Linked DNA regions of Mus musculus: region 2 is linked to region 1. Evidence: chromatin loops called from intact Hi-C (ENCODE). Cell type or tissue: left cerebral cortex. All regions are shown on one strand. Each heading gives the region's core, and the rest is flanking DNA. Links, peaks and the distances in the headings are about the cores only.

Region 1 (7,840 bases), core at 1,899-5,898:
AATGTTTTGATAGGAGAGTGGATCATCAAGTTAGAGTAAGAAGTTCTGAGTTCTAATGCAGACAGTTCTAAGCTCAGAGGAGCTTTTTCTGTCTTTTTCATAAGGGTGGGCCCAACATACAGCTTTAGGAAAGAAGTGAAAGACTGTGAGAAAGAACATTGTAAGCAGTACTGAAAAGAACTGGAACCTTGCAAAGGATTTCTGTAATGGGGCATAAGCCGTGATGAGCTATTTTAATAGATTTTCAATTCCTATCTAATTTTTTTCACAGCATCTCCTCCAGCTGAGATATTGTAACTTACAGTGAGATGTTCACAGAACAAATCTGCGGGGGGGGGGGGGGAAGAGTTCAACAAAAGTTAGGTTTAAAAAAGTGTCCTTTCAACAAATTTTGTCATTTCTTTGCCACTTTCAGAAGAAGTTTTACACTGTTTCACAATGCTTTTTTTCTTAAAAATGTGGTTTTCCAAAATGCACTCCTTTCCTCTTCTTTGTGTAAATTAAGGGAAGTCTCCTTAAGAGGCCACCAACCTTTTCACCTTTTCCAGATAAAGCAGTAATCCTCTTCCATGACTATCTATAGATGAAGTCTCAGTCTCCAATCTCTTCCTAGACAATTCCTGGCAGCCTGGGGTGGGGGCAGGGTTCGATGTTTAACCTTGAAGACTTTTCGTATTCCAGATATAAGATACATGCCAGCACTTTTGGGAGTTCACCCAACTCCAAGTAGCATCTGAATGTCACAGTCCACTGGCATTGGAGAGAAAAGGGGGAGGCCCCTAGCCCTATCACTTCTAAATCACAGAAGAATCCCGGGATAGAAGGAATTCGGTTTCGTCTAGAAAGCAGGGGGTCTAAATATAGCACTAGTCTCATCACTATGCTTTTTAAAGCTTTTTGTACATGTCTGTATTTTTCTGTGTGTGCTTTCCGGTGAATATGTGTGGAGGAGCGAATGTTCCTGAGTTCGGGGCAGAAGGAGCAGGATTGTGAATAAATGAAAGGAAGTTGGGAAACACTTCTCATTTTTTGTACATCCCCTGAACAGCAATCTCAGACCAAAATGGAAAGGGGTCTTGAAAGCTGCCATTGACTCTCTATGGTAGTACTGAATAAGCCACTGGACTCAGAAGCAGACCTTTTCCTTGGGCAGCCTGCAACCTGCAGCCTGCAACGCAGGCAGGGAGGAAACCCCGAGGAGGCACTCCTGGCGGTCTCTTTGCTGAGGTAGCAGGAGCGGCAGCCTGCGGAGCCACGCGCAGCGTCACTGAACTGGTGCGGGAGCACCCAGCGCACAGGCCTGGAGCCGCGGTGCTGGCGGATTCCCGGCGCTGCAGAACACCGTGCCGCCAGCAGGAGCGCCCCGGGCTGGTGGGAGAACGCCGGGGGAGCCCGCGCTGCCCCGTGCGAGCCTGATGACACCTGCTTTGTGTACTCCAGGCAACTGAGGGACCTAGAGAGCTCAACTGGCTGTCTAAAAGCTGCGGGTGGTAACGGAACCAGAGAAAGCTAGAACATCTCATTTCTCCGCGGGACTGAGATCTTGCTCCTCCAAATTGCAGGGAGTCCAAGTAGAGGTCATAAGGGGCAAGCAAGGTAGTCCAAGAATGGCTGAGGTCTGGCAAGGTGGTGGTCATCCTCTCTGAGCCCTGGAAAATCTCCTTGACATTTTTCACACTTTGAAGCAGCTGCAGCTGGTGTCGTCGGAAAAGGGGGTGGGAGGAAAGAGAGGGGGCGGGGAGAGTGGGGAGTCACAGGCGCGAGCCAGGAGCAGCGCCTCGTCTGCCAATCCTGGCACCTGTGCGCCAAGCCGCGGCACCACGGAGGACCCCGTTCCGGGCCAACCCTGGGCTCCAAGCCACGGCCACCCAGCCTCTGGGCAAGCGCGACCTGCAGCCGCCCACCCAGGACCCCCGCCGCCACCCGCAACTGCGGGAGCGCAAGAGCCCAGCCAGTGCTTGCTGCGCCCCGGGCCACGGGGTCCCTCGCCTCTTCAGAGGCGTCGCGGCCAGCCGGGGCAGCAGCCGAGTTGGGTACACGATTCGCCCGCGCTGCCTTTCTCTTCTCCACCCAGGATTTATTGTCTGTGGAGCCTTCTGGGGGCGGGGAGGGAGCTGCGCCTCCGCCGCCGCCGCCGCCACTGCTGCTGCTACGGTCGCTAGCGCGGCGCTCTGGGCGGGCGGAGGCCGGGGACTGGCCGCAGTGGTGCTCCGGGCGGGCTCCCGGCTCCCCAGGGGCGCCTCTCCTCTCCTGCACCTGAAGGGCAGTGGCACCATGGTCTGACACCGCATCTGCCTGGAGTCCCCTCTGCCTTTGCTTCGGAGGACTCCCCTACTGGCTTCACTGCGGACCCCAGAGCACTTTAAGGAGTAACCCTCAGCAGCTGCAAGGCCTTCACTCCTTGGACCCTCATGGGTAGTTTCTGCTTCCGGCGATGTGAGTAGGGCATTGGGGGACCTCTGCCCACGGTCCAGGAGTGGGGATCTGGGAGGCTCAGGTGGCCCGGGTGCCTCAGCGTTGGGGCGGTTGCCGGTCTGTGGAATCCAGCGATAGCTGGACAAGTGCTTAGGAGCCCGGCGCTTTGGATGGTCAAGGGACTCTAAAGGGTTACATATTGCGAAAAGGAAAGGTGAGGAGCGAGTGCGGGGAACTGATGCTGGGACCACGGAGTCCTGAGAGATATGGCTTTCTGCATTTTTTTTTTTTTTTTGATCCTGGGGTATCCAGTCTGCTTTCCCCGTGGTGTGTGAGGGATGGAGCAAGTGTGATACACACACACACACACACACACACACTTGTGGCAGCACACACTTGTGCTTTATCTTGAAAGGTGTATTACTGTCTTGGTGTCTATAAAGGAATTATTGGGGTGTCACTGAGGGTGAAAAGAAAAGGGTGGGGTTTGGGGAGAAGAATGGGATGGGAAAGAAGGAAAGACTAAAGGACAGAAAGAAGTGGGAAGGGATGGGGCGAGTGCTTTCCTTGGAGTCTGAGAAGATGCTTGACTCTCTAAGCCAGGCAACTCCTTTGTGTTCTGTGAGAGAAGCTAGGGAATCTCACTGCTCCTGGTACAGCTCTGGGTCCCTTGGCATCCTCCGGGGTCTTTTGGGATTCAGGACATGCCTTGGATTGTATTTGAAAAAGGAGCTAAGACCGCCAATATTGGGGTAACTGTGACACTCTGCTTGCAGACAATTAGCTGGGCTACCAGAGATCTCCTATATCATCAAATTTAGAGTCAAGATGGGGGCGGGATGGGGGTGGGGGCTGCACAGATTGTCGTTAAAAACAGTGACTTCATAACCGAGATGGCTGCAAAATTGCTTCATTACACTACTTGGCCATCAGGGTTGGGGAGAGAAAAGATCCGCCTCCGCCCCCCACCCCCTTCTTGCTGGTTGCCCCTCCTCACCAAGGCACAAAGCAAGTGGCACCTCACCAGGCAGGGAAGGGGTTACTTTCACAACTCCTGGGAATCGGCCTCAGGAAGGAACCATCTGTGACTCCCACGTCCTTTCCAAGTTCTCCATCAAAAGGAATCTCAGAAAGCAGGAGGGGGTGGGTGGGAATTGAGGCAGCGGGCCTCCACCTGCTCTTTGCTATTACTTTCCCTGTACACTTAAGCACATCGGAATTACCTGCAGTGGTAATTGGGTCAGCAGGAGAGCATGTGCACCCGAGTCTCTAGATGGGGCTCTGCTGATGGATGAGAAGCAATTTGTGTTTGAGCATATTTTAACCTGAGCAAAATTTCTAAGCACAATAGAGGTTTTATCGCGTGGGCGAGCAGAGTGCATACCAGTGAAAGTGAACACGTGATCCCTCCAACGCAAGAGAAACTGTATTAGGAAGTAGCTTTTCTTTGTTTCAAGCTGAGCCTATGAGAAGCTCAGCATCCCAGTTGCTGAAGTTCCCTTTTATTTTTAATAAAGTTGACCAGAGGTGAAAGAAAGCGAAAGGGAACTCAGCCTGAGATGCCTCTTGGTTAGCAACATCCTACATTCTTTGTTTCAACGTTCCCTCCAGTACCCTCCATTCAGATATCTATCTGGTCCCAGCTGGTTCCTAGTTTGAAATGATACATTCTTTCTGAGGGCATAGGGGAAAGTTCTTCAGACCCTGAGCACAAGCACGTGCACATGGGTGCTCTAGAACACCAAAAGCTGCTGCCTTTCTGAAACGCGTGCTTCTGTCTCTGGTTGAAGCACTCCCAGTTGCTAGGTTCTAGAGAACCACCTGGAGGTCTTGCTGGGAATGAATAGAGCAGTCTGCCTGGCTTCCTTGAAAATACTCATCACAACAGGGAAGGGAGAGAAAGCAGGCTTCAGGGGTGATTTTATTTCTCCTTAACTATCTGAGACTAAAGTTATTTAGAGGTGTACTTAGCAATATCTGTATTTGAATTCCTCAGGTTTAAAAAATGTCCTGAATGTTGATAATCTATTAATTTAGTGTAAGTGGAGCTGATTTCCTACCCAATCATTAAGGGCAGTTACCTAACTTGGGAATCTCTTACTTCCAAGAGACCTTAAAAAGCTGATGTCTTTAAAATTTGAGCTGTATATGTCCTACCTGGACAATGCCCTTCCACCACACCAAGATGTCATGGGAGAAAAGGCACCCTCAATTTCCAGAATATGCCATGAGCTGAGAGATCTTTATGCACATTTTTTTTAATTTAACTTCTCAAAAAGATGTGTGCTCACCATGGCAACCCTTGCCTCCCACATCCAGGCTCCTGCACATATGCAGCTTCAGAATTAGAACAACTTCATAAGAAATGAACTTGGTCCAATTACAGGAGCCATGTTTTATTCAGAATTTTAGCATGCCTTTAGGCAAGCATGAATATTTTCTCAATTAATATAACATTCCATTATATTTTGTAAGCTTTTAATTTTTCCAATTTCTCCATAATTATAGAACGTAAACATGAACAGTTTAGTGTACTTTTTGTTTGCTTTGAATTTTTAGAAATTGAAGATATTGTTATTACAAATCTTTATTGCATATGAAAGGCATCCTGTATTACTGTCAGATTGCTAATCTGGGGTATTTCCAGTACATAGTGCATGGTCATAATTGTAAAAAAAAAAGTCTGTATTTGAATTTAAAACACTACATTTTTACAATAGCTGAAAAGTTGTAGATATTAGATTTTAATTGACATTAATATCTCACTGATGCTGTAATTTTGTTTGTTCAATGCCTGTAACCCAGGTGTAAGAATTGGTCACACATTCCACAGCACTAAAACTTTACACCTAAACCAAGAATACAAAGGGAAAGACTAACTGCTCATAAATTTATTGATGGGTTGTTTCTGGGTTGTTTTTTGTTTCTTTGTTTTTTGTTTGTTTACTCCACAAAAATTACTTCATGTTTTAGAAAATTCTAAATTTTGAAAATATGTGGTGCTCTTTAAACTCAAGAATTATAGTAGCCACACATACCAGCAATGAAAACATTATTTTGTTCTCTTCAGCAACTTACTTTTCAGGGCATCCTTTGTACTCCTTTTTGGGAATAAGAGAGGTCTAATTGTTCATGGGTTTGCATCTTGACTTTCAGAACAATTCTAATCTGTGACAGAGAGGACACATTCAGTTTGTGTTACTCTTTTCTGACTCTGAATGATATCCCCATGGAATGATAAAGTGGAGAGTTTCTAGGATCTTCTGAGAAACTTGATGCTTTCTCTGGGAATCTCTAAGGACAACATCAGTCTCCCATTGGGTATTTTACTGTTTCTATATTAGAACATGGAATTTGAACATAAAACAATTTTAACAGTGTAAAGCTACTGTTTCTGGGGAAGTAACAAAGCAGAAAGTATGGTCTTTAAGAATCCTTGAATCGGGATTCACTAAGCCTATATTCACACCATCAAGCAAAGGCCATACTTAATTTATATCAGGATTCACTCTGTGTAACATATTATGTGGACTTTGTCAAATGTATAATATCTGTCAACCATTTTAATATTATACAAAATGTTTTATTGCCGTAACAGGCTTTTATATCATACATGCTTATCTTCCCTCCACTGCAACTTTAGAAATGCTGAAATTTATAATCCTTAGTTTTGCCTTTTCCCATAATGTCATATAGTCAGATTGGCATGTGTTTGAGTCAGTTTCTATGATTTACCAATATTTGCATATGCCTTAAAACATCAAATTATGGATTTGCATAATACTCAAAATTAAAAGTAAGTGTACCATAAAGCAACAGTGTATGGAAGGAAGTACAAATCAACAAACTTGCTTTATATTTTAGGGGTTTTATTGCTGTGAAGAGATACCATGACTATAGAAACTAAAACATTTAGTTGGGGCTGTCTTACTGTTTAGAGGTTAAGTTCATTTTAGTCAATAGCAAGAATCACGGCAGCGTGCAGGCATGCATGGTACTCTACATCCAGAGTTACAAGTAGCAGGAAGAGAAAGGATCATCTGGCCTTACTTGAGAATTTAAGAGTAGACATGGAGGAACCCATGGCTCCAGCAGCATATGTAACAGAAGATGGCTATGGACATCAAGGGAAGGAGAGACTCTTGGTCCTGAGAAGGCTCCATGCCCCAGTGTAGGGAAATGCCAGAACAGGGAAGCATGAGTGGGTGGGTTGGTGACCCTGGCAGGGAGGAGCTTGGGGGCAGGGTGGGGGGAGAAAAGGGGTTTTCAGAGGGGAAACCAGGAAAGAGGATAACATTTGAAATGTAAATAAAGAAAATGACTAATTAAAAAAAAAAGAAAAGAAAACAGATAATAGTGACAAAAAAAAGAGAGAGAGGGAGAATTTTAAACCTCAAAGCCCACCCCCAGTGAAAGGCTTTCTCCAACAAGACCACACCTCCTAATCCCTGTCAAGTAACTCCTCTTTCCTACAAAATGACCCATGTGGGCCATTCATATTCAAACCACAGCACTCCCCAGTAAAGTCCTAACTTTGTTCTTTGTGCGAGGTTTGAATCATTAGGAACACCCATATCTAGAGAAGTGGAGTAAGAGGAAGCTGGCCTTAGGAGCCTCCAGAGCAACTCTACAATCACCAATAACATGAAGATTAGTTGGCTAAACTGTTGCTGAGCTAGAAACCATTTCCAACCGGAGAGATTTCTGCAAGGAAAGTGGGATGTCAGGTTAGATGAATATTTGTTAAACTTTTGGGTATAAATCAGTTTTTCTGTGGTACAAGTCTGTGTATATACACTTACTTGTAGTGGTAGGATAGCAAACATTAAAATAACATCGCTTAAACAGATCACTCTCTTCCTGTCCTGGAATTAGGTGTGTGTGCTGAGGAGTCAGTGAACACTTAATGCCTGCCTTTCCTCACAGAAAACAGTGGTGAGCTGTACTCACACTGTTAGGCACCAGTCCCTAACCCCCAGGATGAATCAAGAACAGAACTTCAAAATTGTACTGTAGGAAGCATCATTCCCACTATTCCAAATACTGAATGTTTGAGGCTTGGAAAGGTTCAAAGGTGTGAACTCAAGCTCGTGGAGTGAAAATCCAAAATGTTTTCAAGTTATGCATGTATATGCATGTATTTTAAATTAAGTTTTATGTCTTAGAGTTATGATTATACACTATTTATATATTTCCACCACTTCCTCTCCTCACCCCAATTCCTCTTCAGTTCCTCAGATGGAGGGCCTCTTACTTTATACTTATTACTTTACATTTATACATATATTATACACATACAAAAACTACTTAGATCATTTGGTGTCACTTTATGTACATGTGTTTAGGTACACTGATAACCTCTCAGTGTGGTTGCCTGAACAAAACTTATATTTTCTTGATTTATAAAGAAGTATATTCTGATCCA
Region 2 (7,840 bases), core at 1,976-5,975, 480 kb before region 1:
CTTAGAGAGAGCATGGATACAAGGTAAATACCTAAACACAATAAAGCAATATACAGCAAGCCAATAGCCAACATCAAATTATATAGAGATAATTTTAGAGCAACTCCACTAAAACCTGGGACAAGACAAGGATGTTCACTCTCCCTATCTCTTCAATATAATACTTGAAGTTTCAGCTAGAGCAATAAGACAGGTAGAGGAGTTCCAGGGGAAACAAATTAGATAGGAAGAAGTAAAAGTATCATTATTTGCAGAAGATATAATAGTATGCATAAATGACCCCAAAAATTCTACCACAGAACCCCTATAGCTGATAAACAATTTCAGCAAAGTGTCTGACTACAAAATTAACTCAAAAAAACCAGTAACTCTCCTTTATACAAATGATAGGCAGACTGAGGAAGAAGTTAAGGAAACAACAACCGTCACATTAGCTACAAGTAATACAAAAATACCTTGGTATATATAACTCTAATCAAGCAATTAAAAGATTTATATGACAAGAACTTCAACTCTATGAAGAAAGAAACTGAGGAAGATATCAGAGGATGGAGAGATCTTCCACACTTGTGGAACAGAAGGAATAACTGTGAAAATATCCATCTTATCAAAAGCAATCTACAGATTCAATGCAATCCCCATCAAAATTCCAACATAATTCTTTACAGATCTTGAACCATCTCTCACCTCAACCTGTACATTTGAGCAATAGTAAAAAAAAAAAAAGTCCATAGTATTACACAAAAACTAACAGGTTGACAAATGAAATTGATATGAAGAACCTGAAACAAATCAACACACCTATGGACACTTGATTTTTGGCAAAGAAGCCAAAATTGAGAAGGGAGAACATCTTCAACAAATGGTGCTGGTCTAACTTGATGTCTGCAGGAAGAAAAGTATAAATTGGTTCATATTTATTACCTTACACAAAACTCAAGTCCAAGTGGATCAAAGGCCTCCACATTAAACAAGATAAACTAAATTTAATAGAAGACAAAATTGAGAGTGACCTACAACATTTTGGTGTAGGAGACAATTTCTTTAACAGAACACCAATGGCTCAGGCACTAAGGTCAAGAATTTATAAATGGACCCTCATAAAACTGAAAAGCTTCTGTAAGTCAAAGGATGCTGCCATTAGAATAAAATGACAGTCTACAAGTTGGAAAAGATCTTCACTAACCCTACATCTGAGAGGGCTGATGTCCAAAATATATAAAGAATTCAAGAAGTTAGACAACAAAAATCAAAATAACCCAATTAAAAAATAGTTACAGAGCTAAACAGAATTCTCAACAGAGGAACCTCAAATGGCTAAGAAGTACCTACAAAAATGTTCAGTGACCTTAATCATCAGGGAAGTGCAGATAAAAACAACCCCAAGATGTCACTTTATACCCATCAGAATGATTAAGATCAAAAATTCAAAGGACACCACAGAATGCCAAGGATGTGGAACAAGGGCAACTTTCCTATATGCTGGTGGGTGTGCTAACTTGTGCAACTACTCTGAAAATCAATTTGGCAGTTTCTTTTTTTTTTTTTAACGTATTTTCCTCAATTACATTTCCAATGCTATCCCAAAAGTCTCCCACACCCTCCCCACTCCCCTAATTTGGCAGTTTCTTAGAAGATTGGAAATAGCTGTGAAAGACTCCAAGAGGAGCCCCTCGCTCAGGCCTCAGGACAATAGCGGACACCCAAGAACTCACGACAGACCGAGCTTGTTGCAAACCACATGAGGCTTTATTCGGGGAAAGCCAGAGCTCTGGGGACGACTCATATCCCACGCAGGGGTAGAGGAGTCGTCCTCGAGGGAGGGGAAAGAGTTCCCAGTTTTTATAGGCCCTCAGGGGGGAAAGGAGAAGGGTGAGATTAGGGGATTTCCAGATCTAAACAATGTCTATTCTCAAGAAATGGGTATGGGAGGGGTACAAGGAAAGAGTCTAATGAAGGTGCAGCAATGGGCACACACCTGGTCAGAACATTGGCAGACACACAGGTTCAAGGAGTGGCCAGAGCATTGTGCACCTCTATTTTTCTAAATCAGTGAAGCTAGTTCTGCTAACACTGACGTCTATCTTGCCAATTTCAGGGCTTCTGTGTCCTTTTACATTCTGCCAGGATCTTTCAGCTGTACCTCAAGACCCAGCTATACTACTCCTGGGCATATACCCAAAAAATATTCCACCATAACACAAGAATACTTATTCCACTATGTTCGTGGCAGTTTTATTCATAATAGCCAGAAACTGGAGTCTACCATAACGTTCCACAGTGGAAGAATGTGTAAAGAAAACATGGCATATCTATATGATAGAATACTGTTCAGTTATTAAAAATAAAGACATGAATTTCACAAGCAAATGGATGTAACTAGAAAATATTATCTTGAATGAGGTAACCCAGACCCAAAAGGACATGCATGCCATGTATGTACTTGTAAATGGATATTAGCTATAAAGTACAGGATAACCATACTATAATCATCAGATCCAAAGAAGCCAAGTAACAAGGAGGGCCCAAGGGAGGATGATTGAAATTTTCTCAGGAGGGGAAACTAAATAAATATAGACCCATGGAAGGAGAGAACTGTGTAGAAGAGGGGATGGGAAGGCTGTCAGGGATTGGAGAAATCTTATGTAGGGACAGTGGGGGTGGGAGAAAGGAGATAAGTGGTGGTGGGGGGCAGTCTTTAGGACATGTCAGAGACCTGGGATTGTCAGAGGACCCAGAAGATCTCTGGGGGGCAATTTTAGCTGGGACTCCTATCAGTGGGGGGATATGAGTCCTGATATGGCCACTAACCATACCCAAACAGTATAGGGATAAGGACAGCAACCCACCCATAAAGCCTTTGACCCAAAATGTGTTCTGCTTACAAAATAAATAGTGACAAAGATAGAGCAGAGACTGTCTGAATGGCCAATCAATGACTGGCCTAAATTGAGACCCATCCAATGGGCAAGAATCAATCCTTGACACTATTAATGACACTTTGTTATGGTCCCAGACAGGAACATCAGTGTCCTCTGAGAGGCTCCACCTAGCAGCCAATGAAAAGAGGTGCAGAAGCTCTCACTGAAACATTAGATGGAGATCTGGGAGTCTGATGGACGGGTTGAGAGAAATATTGAGGGACCCAAAGAGTACAGGAACTCCACAGGAAAACCAACAGAGTCATCTAACCTGGACTCTTGGGGGTTCACAGAGACTAAGTCACCAACCACAGAGTGAGCACAGGCTGAACCTAAGACCCTTGCACATATGTAGCAGGTGAACAGTTTGGTTTTAATGAAGGGCCCCCAACAACTGTGGCAAGCTGTCCCTGAACCTGTTGCCTGTCTACCTGCCTGCTTGCCTGTGGATCTCCTGCCCCTAAATGGACTGGCCTCAGCAGGAGAGAATACACCTGCTTCCAAGTCTGGAAGCAACTTGATGTGCATTGTGTGTGCATTGTGTGTGTGTGTGGTGGTGTGTGTGGTGTGTGGGAGAGTGTTAGTGGAGGAGAAGGAATAATACCCAGAGGGGGGTCCCCTCAAAAGAGAAGGGGAAGGTGGAATAGGGAAGGAACTTTCAGGGAGGGGTACTGGGAGGAGAGGACGCACTGATCTTGGGTTATAGATGAATAAATAAATTTTAAAAATTATTTATTCACTATACATCCTTATCTCAGACAACCTTTCTCCACCCAGTCCCCCTCACAGTCTCTCACCCCATTCCCTCTTCTCTTCTCCTCTGAGAATGGGGAGGCCCTCCTGGGTACCAACTTACCACATCAAATCACTGCAGAACTAGGCAACCCCCTCCCACTGAGGCCAGACAAAGCAGCTCAGTTGGGGAATTGGATCCATAGGCAGGCAAGAATTCTGCTAGTTCTTAAAACATCAACTGTAACACTAGAGGGCCACTTAACCCAGAAGCCCAGTCCTTGGCAGAGAGGTGAGGAGGATGGTATGGAGGGAAGACGAGGTAGGGGAGAAAAAGGAAAATCTCTGAAAGTGTAGCAATGCCTCTGGAAGGCAAAGCCTAGACATGTGGTGGGAGTGGAAGAAATGTGGAATTACAAAAAGAATCCCTCCCACGGATATCTAAAAATGATGCTCCTAGCAGCTTTGGGTATCACAGTTGTGCAGGCAGAAAAGCATTTGATTAGCTCCCTGGCGTTATCTCTGGGGTGTGGGTGTCTTGGAAATCTACATGCACAGTATTCCTTTCAGATAATTGAGCGGTCATTGTTCTCTACATGCTCTCTACATAAAACCAAAATCAGAAGCTTGAAATGAATGTCCCTCTCAAGGGTAAGAACACAGTGAGTGCTATGGCAATTTTATGCTTGGTATTTAAGAACAAGATTATGAGATTTAAGGTTGAAATAAAATTTCTGAATGTTCCAGAATGAAGAGCACACCCCCACCCCCAATTTTTCATTTGCTGTACAGTGCTTCTTGGAGACTTGCAGTTAGCTCTTTTCATACTGCACCTTCCAATATGAAGGTAGATAGTTCATTAGACTTAGTTCATTTGGATTTTTCATAAGCTATAATGTTCTGCAAGGCCTGCAAGATTGAATGGTAGGGTCCTCAGAAAGAAGAAACATTTTCTAAGTGATTTCTATTGTAAAATAAAGGAGCTTTCACTTCAAATTTGAGGAGAAATTCAGGCCACAGAAAACTGTCCTTCTATGTTAGCTGGTGCTCCATCAGCTCTGATTAATGACTTATCATTGCTTCCATTTCTCTGTCTAAATCACCACCAGTGACAACAAGCACCTTTCAATCACAAGTATAGTCCACATATTTGTTTATTGATTGCATTTCAATTGACTATCAGTGACAGCAAGGGTTAGTTTAGAAACAGGAAATATGAGGTTGTGTATCAGTTATTAGTAATTTAAGAATTGCCAAATTTTCTTGTAAAATACCAGATAATAAATATCTCAGATTTTACAAGTTATATGAGTCTCTGTTGCAGCTGCTTGATTCTTCCAGATTTAGCCAAGATAATATATAACAAATGTCTATGGCTGCGTCCATCCTGCCAAACTTTCTCTACAAAATTACAGGATTTGACAATGTTTTGTTGACCCTTGAAATGAGCAATGCCTTCATAGGAAAGAGTGGATTCGATCCAACATATAAATAACAACATACTACTTCTAACTCATTTCATGTCCACAGTTCCATTCTGACAAACATATGAAAAAGCACAGCAAAAGATATTTGTAGGACAGCAGGGCATTTTGGTTAAGAGCTTGTACCTTTGCAACAAGATTTGGAATCAGAATCTAATTTTGCATTTTCTGAGCTGTATAAAACCAAGCAGACTGTTGCCTTCAGAGTGCCTCATTCACCCGATCTGCAAAACAAAGTCAGTATCATTTGCCTCAAGAGTGAAGAACCTGTCAATAGATACAGGAACATGTGTTATCATCATCATCATCAACAACAACAACAACATCAATCATCATCATTATTTCTATCATCTCCCCCCCCCCCCCCGCAAGCTCAGTCAGGCCTCATATAATAATGAATATGAATAAGACTACATACATAAAGCACTATGTGATTCTTAGTATATAACAGTGTTTAATGAGAAGTTGTAATTCACATTGAGTTTTAAAAATAAAGGAGTACAAAATAATCACATGATTATCTTTATATTTACTATGATAATTACCAAAAGCTTTATTTGAATAACAACAGAAATGGGCTGAAACATCATGCTTTAGGGTCTGGAACTTATTCTATTTTCTCTCTAAAGAGCAGACAGTATGTGGAAACTCCTCAAAAAGGACTTAAAGGGAATCTCAAGTAGAATATATTTCATTAGAAGTAGTAATACATCCTTTAAATTGTCATTTATTAATTTACTTTTTGCTTATTTTTAGATGTACTTCAGAAGATACCTTTAAGAGATATGCTTTTTGTTTTGTTTTGATGTTTTATTTTGTTTTAAAATGAGTCACCAAATGGCTGGGCCCTGAGAATAAACTCTCAGGAGAGCCACTATAGTGGCACGTTGCTGTGATCATAGCATTTTTGAGTTGAGAAAGAAAGAGGAGTTCAAAGTCATTCTCACTTTAAGGAGATTGAAGCTATGACTACATGAGACCTTGATGCGATGCCTCTTCCCACAGTAAAAGCACTGTTCTGTGTCCTGAACTCTTCCTGTCAGAACTAGATCCCATTACCCCTGAGTAATTTGTTCCATATGGATCTCATTATCTTGGCACCTGCTGAGTAGAGAAATGATGGGCACATAAACCCAAGCAGAACACAAACTAGAGAATGATTGGGGTGCTTCTGTCTCCAAAAGATGTTACTCACTAGCTTTAGTCTTTGAACACACCTACAGTTTTTCTAAGATTATAGCACTTTAGAAAAAAAAAATCATACATAGCAAAACAAATATTTTTAAAAATTTTTACTTCTTCCCATTATAGGCTAATTCACTATTTAGTGACATGAAGGCCAATTTGTGATTTGAGAAATAGCTACACAATTATTTTTTGTGTTGATTTGCTCAAAGAAGTAATAGATTATAAGAAAGGCTAGAAAGAAAATGCAGGGTTTTTTGTTTGTTTGTTTGTTTATGTGTTTGATTGGTTGATTGGTTTGGTTGGTTGGTTGATTGATTTTGTTCATTTGTTTGTTTTTGGTTTCTTGAGGTAAGGATTTTTCTGTTTTCCAGGGTTTTCTCAAACTTGAGGACTCAAGTGATCCTTCCATCCCAGGTGATAAGTGTGTAAACTAAAGAGACTCCCATCACCAATTTCATGATTTAATGGTGGTAGGGTAGGAGAGGTAGGTGATGAATAGCAAGAATTTTCTATTGCAGATTATTTTGTTTTAACACCATATAGCCATATCTAAAGTAATATAACAAAACTTACATAAGATGGTTCAAGTTCAACTATGAGTCATGATTTATTGTTATACTAAATAACTAAAAAATAAGTGTGATAAAAATACACTCTAGATTCTAGAGAGAATCTAAAATATAAAATTACTTCAAGTGATCAAGAGATTTTAGCATAGGTTAGGTACAGTTTATGATGAAACAATGTAGATGAAATTTTGGAACTTAGAGGAGGCTAACATCATCGTGTGCAGAATGTATCAGGGCAAGGCAGTCTTAGAGCGTCATAGGCAGAGGATACAGGTTGAGTAAACAAAAGGAAAAATACATTGCAGTCAAAAACTACAGCTTGAGCAAAGAAGGGTTCTCTAGAAAGGGGGCAGCATCCTCTAGGGAAGCATCCTCTAGGGAACTGCCAGGAAGCCTTTGAGACAGTTGCTTGGTAACCATTCCTCACAGTTGGCTGCTGTGTCTGAGTCACTCAATCTTTTGGCTGCCCAATCCATTTTCCACCTACACAAGGTTCAGTATTTTGAATGGAATTTAATTCTAAAACAGCAGATACCAGTGGTGGTCGTAAGATTACCTTCCTGATCATCTCTCCTTAAGTTCTGGGGTAAACTCTTGGTTTCTATGCACACACCTATACTCACTCAGATGGAATGCTTAAGGATGAAAAGTATTTTAAAAATAGTGCTTTATGGTTAACAATCCAATCCTAGAAAAATTAAAGTCTAAAATTACAGAGAAAAAGACCCTAGGGAGGTGGGGAAATGCCTTTCCAATGGAGTAGTGAAGTAGGGAGGAAGAGATAAAGGAATAAAGAGTGGGAAGGAGAGAGTTGGGAGGGAAGGTTGGGAGAAGAAAGGAAAGAAAGAAAATAAAGAGAGATCTGGAGAAATGAAGGGGAGAGAAAGAAAAGAAAGGAAGAAAAAGGGTGGGGAGGGAGGGAGACACTTTCAGAGACGCTGCTTTT

What was found. Peaks named below come from ENCODE experiments on the same cell type or tissue, not always from the same donor. Only the 100,000 strongest peaks of a DNase experiment are listed, where the experiment ranks them.
Region 2: a loop joins it to region 1, with 14 times the contacts of the local background. A loop is called at or near these places in 5 of 42 quality-filtered maps.

Annotation. Positions count from the first base shown.
Region 1 is chr3:158,555,702-158,563,541 of GRCm38, reverse strand. Lrrc7 (leucine rich repeat containing 7) reads left to right here and starts at 1,781. Exons shown (of 28, transcript NM_001081358.3): 1 at 1,781-2,436. In left cerebral cortex, for the core only: CTCF peaks have their summits at 3,312 and 4,255; DNase peaks (open chromatin) are centred at 3,475, 3,765, 4,184, 4,703 and 3 more places; H3K4me3 peaks cover 3,506 bases; H3K27ac peaks cover 2,741 bases.
Region 2 is chr3:159,031,230-159,039,069 of GRCm38, reverse strand. No RefSeq gene overlaps it. Among named protein-coding and RNA genes, the nearest start is that of Gm20752, 41 kb to the left of the region's middle. In left cerebral cortex, for the core only: a CTCF peak has its summit at 3,900; a DNase peak (open chromatin) is centred at 4,086; H3K27ac peaks cover 1,835 bases.